3 separate regions of the Homo sapiens genome follow, and regions 1 and 3 are each linked to region 2. A link is a contact called in ENCODE Hi-C or POLR2A ChIA-PET data. All regions are on one chromosome and are shown on one strand. Each heading gives the region's core, a stretch centred on a gene start or an enhancer-like site at or near the end of the contact. The rest is flanking DNA. Distances are from core to core; before and after follow the strand shown.

What was found. Hi-C counts contacts between places; a loop is a spot of excess contacts on that map. ChIA-PET counts read pairs that join two places held with the same protein, here RNA polymerase II (POLR2A). Pooled maps may share reads with other maps.
Region 1: a loop to region 2 is called in a map with no recorded cell type, with 9 times the contacts of the local background. The contact joins the enhancer-like site here to the promoter of TOM1L2 in region 2. A Hi-C loop is called at or near these places in 2 of 37 single-sample maps with no recorded cell type and 2 of 50 pooled maps. POLR2A ChIA-PET finds 5 or more read pairs at or near these places in 1 of 52 experiments (GM10248).
Region 3: a loop to region 2 is called in a pooled map, with 4 times the contacts of the local background. The contact joins the enhancer-like site here to the promoter of TOM1L2 in region 2. A Hi-C loop is called at or near these places in 2 of 50 pooled maps. POLR2A ChIA-PET finds 5 or more read pairs at or near these places in 2 of 52 experiments (activated CD4-positive, alpha-beta T cell and naive thymus-derived CD8-positive, alpha-beta T cell).

What each region holds. Positions count from the first base shown.
Region 1 is chr17:18,920,167-18,923,774 of GRCh38, reverse strand. The region is part of intron 9 of PRPSAP2 (phosphoribosyl pyrophosphate synthetase associated protein 2); the gene reads right to left. Among named protein-coding and RNA genes, the nearest start is that of SLC5A10, 30 kb to the left of the region's middle. RefSeq lists an enhancer at 1,500-1,579. Within about 2 kb of position 1,579, at least 7 of the 41 ENCODE cell types and tissues checked have a DNase peak (open chromatin) inside an H3K27ac peak, as active enhancers do.
Region 2 is chr17:17,970,046-17,973,649 of GRCh38, reverse strand. TOM1L2 (target of myb1 like 2 membrane trafficking protein) reads left to right here and starts at 1,250. Exons shown (of 15, transcript NM_001082968.2): 1 at 1,250-1,388. The coding sequence starts at 1,337. It overlaps DRC3 (dynein regulatory complex subunit 3), which reads right to left and starts at 788. Exons shown (of 14, transcript NM_031294.4): 1 at 676-788. RefSeq lists enhancers at 497-816, 1,188-1,757 and a silencer at 1,497-1,546.
Region 3 is chr17:17,414,912-17,418,112 of GRCh38, reverse strand. No RefSeq gene overlaps it. Among named protein-coding and RNA genes, the nearest start is that of MED9, 60 kb to the left of the region's middle. RefSeq lists a cis regulatory region at 1,485-1,495 and an enhancer at 1,418-1,562. Within about 2 kb of position 1,877, at least 17 of the 41 ENCODE cell types and tissues checked have a DNase peak (open chromatin) inside an H3K27ac peak, as active enhancers do.

The DNA.
Region 1 (3,608 bases), core at 330-2,829, 950 kb before region 2:
TACAAAAACCCACAGCTAACTTGATACTTTATGGCCGAAGGCCAAAAGCTTTCCCCTAAGATCAGCAACAAGACAAGGATGCCCACTGCACCACTGCCATTCACCATCATACTGGATACTCTAGCAAGGGTAATTAGACAAGAAAACGAAATGAAAGGCATCCAGATCAGAAAGGAAAAGTAAAACTATCTCTATTAGCAGATGACATGTTCCTACATATTGAAAATACCCAAGAATCCACAAATCCACCTACCAAAGCTAATAATATATGAATTCAGCCAAGTTGCCAAGTACAAAATCAACACACAAAATCAGCTGCTACACAGCAGCACTGAACAATCAAAAGAGGGAATTGAGAAAGCAATTCCACGCCAGGCGTGGTGGCTCACGCCTGTAATCCCAGCCCTTTGGGAGGCTGAGGCGGGCGGATCACGAGGTCAGGAGATCGGGACCTTCCTGGCTAACATGGTGAAACCCTGTCTCTACTAAAAATACAAAAAAAAAAAAAAAAAAAAAAATTAGCCAAGTGTGCTAGTGGGCGCCTGTAGTCCCAGCTACTTGGGAGGCTGAGGCAGGAGAATGGCGTGAACCTGAGATGTGGAGCTTGCAGTGAGCCGAGATCATGCCACTGCACTCTAGCCTGGGTGACAGAGCGAGACTCTGTCTCAAAAAATAAATAAATAAAAATAAATAAATAGATAAAAATAAAAAAGTAAAAAAAACCCCTACAGAATGGCAGAAAATATTTGCATATCATGTATCTGGTAAGAGTCTAGTATCCAAAATATATAAAGTAGGCTGGGCATGGTGGCTCATGCCTGTAATCCCAGTACTTTGGGAGGCCGAGGTGGACAGATTGCCTGCCTGAGTTCAGGAGTTTGAGACCAGCCTGAGCAACATGGCGAAACCCTGTCTCTATAAAAAAATACAAAAATTAGCAGGGCGTGGTGGTGCATGACAGTAGTCACAGCTACTTAGGGGGCTGAGGTGAGAGGATCACTTGGGCCCGGGAGGTCAAGGCTCCAGTGAGCCACGATTGCACCACTGCACTCCAGCCTGGGTGAGAGAGTGAGGCCCTGTCGCAAAAAAAAAAAAAAAAAAAAAAATTATATATATATATATGCGCCATATGCCAAAATATATAAAGAACTTTTATAATTCAACAAAAAAAGACAAACCTAGTTCAAAAATGGGCAAAGGATTTCAACAGATATTTCTCCAAAGAAGATATACAAATGAAGTCATTAGCCATTAGGGAAATGTTTATCAAAATCACAATGAGATGCCACTTTATGCCCACTGGGCTGGCTACAATAAAAAGTAGAAAATAAGTGTTGATGAGGATGTGGAGAAACTGAAATCTTTGTACATTACTGGTAGGAATATAAAATGGTGCAGCTGCTGTGAAAAAAGAGTCTGGCAGTTCCTCAAAAAGTTAAACATACACCAAGTGACGCAGCAATTCCGATACCAGGTATAGACCATGAGAAATGAATCATCTATCCACACAGAAAACTCATACATGAATATACAGAGCAGCATAGCCAAAAGTGGAAACAACCCAAATTCCTTTCAAATGCTGACAATGAAATATTATCCAGCCACCAAAAGCAATGAAGTACTGACAAGTGCTATCACATGGATGAACCTCAAAAACATGCTCAAAGAAAGAAGCCAGATACAAAAGCCCACATATTATATGATTCCGTTTATATGAAGTGTCCAGATTAGGCAAACATCCACAGAAACAGAAAAGAGGTAAGTGGTTGCCAGGGGCTGGGGGATGGGGGCATGGTGAAACTACTTAATGGGTGCAGGGTGTTCTTCCGGGGTAATGAGAAGTTTTGAAACTAGAAAGAAATGGTAACTGCACAAAACTGTGAATATACTGAAAGCCAGTAAATTTTATACTTTAAAATGGTTAATTCTATGTTATGTGACTTTGACTTCAATTTTCTTTTAAGGCAATGTCACAAAAAGAAAAAGTTAAAATACTGTTCTAGATTGGGACTTTTCAACTGCTGAGATCTTGGGCCAGACACGTTTATGCTGCAAGGGACCACCCTACGTACTGTGAGAAGTTTAGCAGCATGTTTGGCCTCTACTCACTAGATGCCAGTAGCCACCCCCTTGATTCTGACAATCAAAACTATCTCCAGACATTTCCAAATGACCTCTAGGAGACAATATCCACTCCCTAATTGAGAACCACTGCTCTAGATTGAAAGAGATGAAAGACATATGACAACCAGAGGCAATGTGTGACCCCAGGTGAGCATCAGGAGAGGGCAAAAAAGTGTAACAAAACAAAGCAAAGCAAGATAAATTCCAGAACTGAAGTGACTTTTTACATTTTCAACAGTCCTACTCCCAGGACACTTGACCTCAATGCCGGTGAAAAAGTATAATGAATCACCCTCTAGGAAATCAATTTGACAAAAAGCCTTATATTCATACCTTCTGACTCATTAATCTCACTTTTAGAAGCTTGAAATGAAATAAGCCAAAGTATGGGAAAAGTGTTTTATCCACATATATTTCCTGCCACATTATAAGGGCAAAGAACAGAAGAAAACATAAAAACCCCAAATTAGGCTGTGGTTGGGCAGTCTAAGCCACATTCATACGATGGGTTATTAGCCATAAAAATGCTGTTTACAAGAGGCTGAGGTGGACAAATCGCTTGAGCCTGGGAGGTCAAGGTTGCAGTGAGCCGTGATTGTCACTGCACTCCAGCCTGGGTGACAAAGTGAGACCCAGTCTCAAAGAAAAAAAAAAGAAATTGCTGTTTCCTGTCAAAGTTTCTGGTGACCTGAGATGACACGTCGGGCAGCTGGGAGAAGGAGGCAGCAACATGCACAATTATGTATGAAGCATGCATCGCAGCTTTATGAAAATAAGGGTGAAAAACCAAAAAGAGGCTCACCAAATTAAAGTGGTGTGTCTTTGAATAGTGGCATCAAGCACTAATTATTATTTTCTTCTAACTTTTATGGATAATATTTTCAAATATTATATATAGTGCTTATATTCTGAAAAAGTATTTTCATTGTTTTTTAGTAGGCATATTTTCATCTATAAGAAATCAGAGGATACAAAATAATTTTTAAAATCTAATACTAAATAACAAAATCTTTATATTCGAGATGCTACAGGAAGAATGCTTTCTTTTCCCTTCATATATTATTTGCTAGTACCTTAAAAAAGTATTCTATGTAGGGTGTCCAATCATCAAATGTATAAAAACAATCAAATATTTAGGATCTATGAAACTAAAATTCTACTGCATTCCCAAAGACGGCCTGTAGTGATCACTACTTGAGTCAAAACATAAACATAGAAACATTATAATTAAAATTATGAATGAAACATAAAGATCCCACGAGTAAAGAAATATTAGAAAGAACATAGAGATCATCCAGTCCTATGAACTCATTTCCAGATGGGAAACCTGTAGTTCAGTGTCTGCAGTCCAGAGTCCACTCCCAAAGGCCACACCAAAAGCTAACACCCAGCAAGTTCCAAAGAAGCAGCGTTCATCTAAAGACTGCCAACGCGTTCCTCATCACAGCCCATGTGCTTACAGGACTGAAGAGGAACATATATTC
Region 2 (3,604 bases), core at 1-2,500:
AAAATAAAAAATAAATAAATAAATAAATAATGAACAAAATTTTTCTTAAAAAAGAATAAAATCAATCACTTACTGAATGCTTACTGTGTGCTCAGTGCACATGCATTATTTAAGTACATGTAAGCTCCGGAGGCCATAAAAAGGGAGTCCTAATGCCCTTATTTCCCAGCTAGGGAACCTGAGGCTCCAGGGAGGTAAAGGAACTTGTCCAAAGTCGTACAATGAGTTACTGACAGAGACGGATACAGAACTTGAGTAGCCGTATTCACATCCAAAGCGGTATATACAGTACCAAGATGAAATCATTTGATAGTTATGAGGTCAGTTATGATGGCTAAATTCTGGGAAAAGTTATCAGTGGACCGGGTACCTCTCTTTCTATGAAAGGAGGCTGGAAGACGGAACCCCTTAAAAATCCATTCTGGCCCTGCTCCCTCGGGAAATGCTTCCTTAGTATTTTTTTTTTTTTTTATTCAAAAGCTTGACAAGCCCAGGACTAAAGTGTCTTGGCTGTCTCACACGACTGTAAAGTGGCTGGGAGAGGACCTACGTGCTCATTTTATAAATGAGAAGGGCCGGGCCGGCGTTCTCCGAGAAAAAGGTCACAGGAAAGAGTTACGTCGGGCACTATCTGTCCCTGCAAGTCCTCCGGGAGCCTCAGCTCCCAGGTCTCACCTTCTCAAGCGCTGGGAACTCGGCGGTTCCACGCAGCAGACGCGTCTCCCGGTTGCTGGGGAACCAAGCGCCGCGACTTGGTTGCTAAGGGGAAGTCAGAAGGGAGACATCCTGGGTGAAAGTTGACAAGTCACGTGACCACATCTCCGTGTGGTGAAACACTCCTTACACCAACCAGCCGTAGAGAAAACAAATGTTTCTCCAATCAGTACTTTCTATGGGCGGGGATATTCCTAGATTCACCTCTGTTCCGTCCATTTGCGTGATTGACTCGTCTTTTGTCCAATAATAGTAAGAATCCTTTAGATTGACCAATATACAGAGGAATCAAAATGCGCAGCTTCCCCTTTGGGGGCGGGCCAGGGGAGGTGCCGCCACGGCTGACAGGGACTCCGGTGACCTAGCTCGCTCCTCCGCCCAATCGGACGCTGCGGGGTGGGTGGGGGCTTTGCTGACAGAGGTGTAACGACCAATAGGAGGCGGGCTTCGTAGGTGTCCCCCAATAGAGACGCGGCAAGGGGGCGGGGCCAAAGGCCCTAAGCTCGGCGTTCCAGAGAGTGGGGAGGGGGCAAGTGTCAGTCAGGACGGGAGTCCGGCGGGTTACAGCGGAGGCCTAGGTGGCAGACAGGGGGCCCGGGCCGCTGCGTGTTGTCCACCCAAGATGGAGTTCCTCCTGGGGAACCCGTTCAGCACACCAGTGGGGCAGTGCCTCGGTAAGGCCGCGTGTGGGGCAGGAGGCTGGGCAACGGCGGCCGCTGATCCGGCTGGTGAGGACCGCGGGCCTCCGCCGGGCGCCGGTGCCACTTCACGAGCGGGCTGGGCCTCCGCCAGCCGCGGGTGCCACTCCACGAGCGGGCTGGGCATCCTGGTCGTCGGGCCTTTGCCGGGCGCTTGTGCCACCTCACGGGCGGGCTGGGCATCCTGGTCGTCTGGCCTTCACTGGGCGTCGGTGCCACCTCACGGGCGGGTTGGGCATCCTGGTCGTCGGGCGTTCGCCGGGCGCCGGTGCCACCTCCCGGGGGGGCTGGGCCTTCGCCGGGTGCCGGTGCTATCCCACGGGCAGGCAGGGCATCTGTGTCCTCGGGCCTCCTCCCGGGCACTGGTGCCACCTCACGGGCGCGCCAGTGCCACTCTGCCAGGAGGCACCCCTGAGGCCCAACTTGGACTCGGAGATGCCCCAGGCTTCCCTGCCCATCAAGGCTCAGCCCTTCCTTTTGCTGCTAGAGGTGGTGCCAACTGCTGGTCTGCTTCCCCAATGCGCTTTGGGAGATGCCACTGCATGTGTCTTTATCCAGCCCAGCAGGCTCACTGCCACTGCCCCAAGGACCCAGTTCTCCCAAACCCTTTGTGGGATGTCACCTTCTTCTCCATCTTTGTCCCTCCTCTTCGGTACCAGCAACCCTCAGACTGGGCACCCTCCCAGAAATGCCCCCTGCTCCGGGACTTGCTAATTTGAGCTGCAACTCAGCTGTGCTGTAGGAGGGACTGGGATAGGAGGAGGGGCTCTTGGAGGGTGATTATCTTGGCAGGGGGATGGCATGCCTGCAGTGCCTCCCAGGAAAGAAGGGAGGCTGTGTTATTTAATGATAAGAGCCCTGGACTGGGAATCATGGAAGCCTGGACTCTAGCAGTGGTTTTGTCAGTGACTCCATATGACCTTGTGCCCTTTCTGGTTTGAAGTTCCCCTGTCTGTCAAAGTGTTTGGAGATGAGATGTGATAGATCCCTTAAAGTTCTCAAGTTTTGATATTCTTTGTAGTACTCTGCACATTGACTGTTGCTTCCTCCCCCACCTCATATTAAGTTTACCAAAGCTGAAATCTTTTGTTGGCAATGTAGAGAGAATGGTACTCAGCATTATCTGTTAATCCTATAGGGGGGATGTGGACACCTGGGGACACCAGAGATGGCCAGAATCATGGATAAGGAAAGCCCAAAGTGTAGGTAAAGGAATACTGAAATGGCCACCATATGGGACTTCCTTACTAAGAAAGCAACTTGCCTTTTTACCCAAGGCAGTGGCTTATGCCACTTGATCAGTCAAGAATGCTGATTAGTTTGTTTGAAAACTGGATTCCTCCTGGTTGGTTGAAGGACTGGTAAAACGTCTTTTATGAGCCAGGATCTTTGGTGTTCTTATGGGCCTGATTTCAGCAGTAGTGATTTGTTTATTTTCTGCTTTGCTTATGAAATTTTAGCTTACTTTCCAGCCTTTAGTGGAGCCTATAAACTTATTGAGGTCTCTCCTGTTGGCTAATTAGCATTTAGGAGCCTTTCTTTACTTTCTGGCGTAGTATCTTTTATAATGCATGAGGGACCCCAAAAGAGTGTTTTCCCACCTTTTTGACATCTTGTCTCTTGCTGCCCACTGGAGAGTCTCTGGATTCTCACTTCCTTACTTCTTCCCCATGTCCTTTTCCACTCTCTTCAGGTGCTCTTGCATGGCAGCCACACTCCAAAAACTAATTTCCAGCCAGTTAATGGAGGGAGCCAGAAAACTTGCGAGAATTGTTTTCCTTTCTGTCCCCTTTATAATAGGAAGCTCTACACCTTTAAAATGACAAGGTAGTAAATGAGGGGTAGAAGTTAAAGGGGATTTAAAATACAAATGTGGTTGGGTGCGGTGGCTCACGCCTGTAATCTCAGCACTTTGGGAGGTTGAGGCGGGCGGATCACAAGGTCAGGAGATCGAGACCATCTTGGCTAACACGGTGAAACCCCGTCTCTACTAAAAATCCAAAAAAAAAAAGAAAATTAGCCAGGCGTGGTGGCATGCGCCTGTAGTCCCAGCTACTCGGGAGGCTGAGGCAGGAGAATTGCTTGAACCCGGGAGGCGGAGTTTGCAGTGAGCTGAGATTGTGCCACTGCACTCCAGCCTGGGCGACAGAGTGAGACTCTGTCTCAAAAAACAAACAAACAACAACAACAAC
Region 3 (3,201 bases), core at 628-3,127, 560 kb after region 2:
CAGGCGCTTATCAAGACAGCTGTTATGAGCGGTGGAAGTCCAGCTCTTTTTATGGCCACAGAGTCCTCTGGTGAGGACTGACAGTGGCAGGGTGTGTTTGGTTATGTCCTTATCTGGCCGGTTGCAATCTTTATTGATCAGGCAAAACATCTGTTCCCTGTTGGCAAAGAGCCTTGCGAAATGTAAGATTCAGACTTCTTCTAAGATGGAATTACTTATGTCAAGGCTACTGTATATGACATTCAAAGGAAATGGATACAGGTTGGGGATGGAAAATTGGGGCTGTTTGGGGGTATGAATCTTTAACACTGCCTCCAGTGTTTCTTTTAAATTGAGGATGAGTAAGACAGCAGTGGACTAAGAATCCATCTCTGGGTCCGTTTCCCATCTCTTGGAGCTTTGAGCTGCCATGTCAGAAGTCCAGCTACTGGGCTGAGAAGGCCATGTGGAGAGCCCCAGAGGAGCCCAGTCTTCCAGGCACCACCCAAGCCACCAGGTACCCTCTAGACCCACACCAGTGGCTAGGTAAGTACCCCTGAATGAGCCCCAACCACAGCCATGTGGAACCGAAAGACCTTCTGATGGAGGTCCACCTACCCAAATTCATATCTAATCAAATGGGCCTGTTTCAAGCCACTGCATTTTGGGATACAATAAATAATTGGAGCTGTATATTGAGCCAGGCTTGTCTAACTCCAAGATCTGCCACCATGAAAAGACTGACTCCTAGAAGATGAGAGACTTGGTTTGACAGCAAGGGAGATGCTCCAAAAAGAAGTTTCGCACAGCCTCATCTTTTGAAAATGAGAAAAGAAAGTCACTCTGCGAGCTCAGGACAATGCTGGAACCTCTATGGCCTGTCTTGGGCTGGCCCAGCACTCCTCGACCCTCTGGACTTGCACACCTGAGCCTTCCTGCACCTGGGGAGTAGGCATGATGCATCTGACAGCGCCACGCCACCCTACCCAAGGCCCGCTTCCTCTCCCCAAGAGGCCTTCTCAGCAACTTAGAGCAGCCTGCGGAACACATTGCAGTAAAGGTCCATGGGCTTCCTGCCTATCAAAAAATACAGCTTTCTGACCAAGGCTTATTATGCGATCTTCCCGGGAGACGTCATTAGTAGCGTGAATGGCTCTTGCCTTGCCGGAAGTGAAGGTGAGGCAGTGACAAGGTCATGTCCAGAGTGAGTAATTATTGACTTTTTGTCCTTGTTCCTTCATGTCCAAATTACATCTATAGTTTGTAATGCTTTTGGTTTATATTCAAAGAAAATGCAAACGCAGAACACAACAGGAAGGGCGCCATGACTCAGATTGCTGTGCCCCTTCCTGTCTGCCCAGCAGCCTGGATGCTGTGGAGCCTTTGTGCAGAGCCCAGAGCTTTTGTCTGAACCATGCGGTGGCAGAGCCACACTGTGACTTCGTGTGTTTGTGCTCTCTGTGTTTGCCAAGCACTTGTGTGTTCTCTCTCTCCACCACCTCACAGTGACTCAGCACTGTCCTTATTTTAACTATAGCTGCTTTCAAACCACTGACATCTGCAAAGCCATAGTGGACAAGGTTTCCCACTCCCATCTCCCCACAGAGCCACAGCCAATCCAGCAGGCCTACCTGCAGTGAGTCCAGACTGCAGGTGTGTTCAGTTTGTTCTGCAAGGTATTTTTAAAAAGGGGGGGTCAAATTACCAACCAGAATTTCACCTAAAAGCAGTGGCAGATGCTGATGTTTACCAAGCTGATGTTTTCCCTGCTTCTTTAATTACAAATCCTGATTTTTAGACAGCGCAGCAATGTGCCCAACTAAAAGACTACATTTCCCAGCCTCCCTTGTGGCAAAGTGAGACCATGTGACTCAGTTTTGGCCAATGAGATGAAAGAAGAAGGTGGCGCAAGGGTTAGGGGGTGGCTTTCATTCTTTCCTCCTTTCTTCTTCCTGCTGCCTGGATAAAAACAAGTGGCCATTTTGAACTCTGAATTGGCCTTGACAGTGGAAGCCACTGGCTGAGAATGGCACAGGAGAGAGAAGAACCTAAGTCCCTGTAGACTCTAAGAAGCCACAAAACCAGCCCTGAACTACCTACCTCCTGACTTCTCCATAAGTAAAAATGCACTTCTTTCTTACTTAAGCCACTGTAATGGTGAAGTTACTGTTATAGGTAGCTAACCTAATCCTGAAACACTGCTTCTCTTGAAAACTCAAAATATCTAGTGATCTGAGCATATGCTCTTTTCTTCTTTATAACAGCTTTATTGACATATAATTCACAGTCCATACAATTCACTGATTTAAAGTGTACCATTGGCCAGGTGCAGTGGCTCAAACCTGTAATCCCAGCACTTTGGGAGGCTGAGGCACAAGGAACACTTGAGTTCAGGAGTTCAAGACCAGCCTGTGCAACATAAGGAGACTCCATCTCTACAAATAACTTAAAAATTAGCTGAGTATAGTGGTGCATGCCCGTGATCCCAGCTGCTTGGGAGGCTGAAGTGGAAGGATCACCTGAGCTAAGAGTTTGAGGCTGCAGTGGGCCATGATCATGCTACTGCACTCCAGCCTGGGTGATAAAGGGGAGACCCTGCCTCAAAAAAATAATAATGATAAATGAAACAAAAATAAGGTGTACCATTCAATGGTTTCTAGTATATTCACTCCTATCCCCACTATATATAGCACCGCTGTCTACTTTCAGAATATTTTCATCAACTCCAGAAAGAAACACTATACCCATGAACTGTCACTCACCAATCCCCCCTAACCACACTCTCACCAGCCCCTGGCAAACACTAATCTACTTTCTGTCTCTATGAATTTGTTTATTCTGGACATTTCATATAAATGGAATCATGCAACGTGTGGTCTTTTGTGCCTGGCTTCTTTCACTTAGCTTCATATTTTCAAGTTTCATCCATGTTGTGTCATGTTTCATGATCCAAGAAGTCTTAAGACTGGGAACAACCCCTACCACAGAGTGCTTTAATGCTGTCTCATTTTGATCCACAGAAGAAAACAGTGAAATGGAGAAAGTACGCACTGTCTTCTCTACTTTACAAAGGAGAAACAGGCTATGCTCAATCGAGTAATTTGCCTAAAGTATCCAGTGCACCCTCCATTCAACAGCCTCCCACCATTCTGCCTCTGAAATGTCTGCTGCACAAAATAATTGGAGATTCACATTTTGTCAAAATCCTCAAGGTCTAGAAAG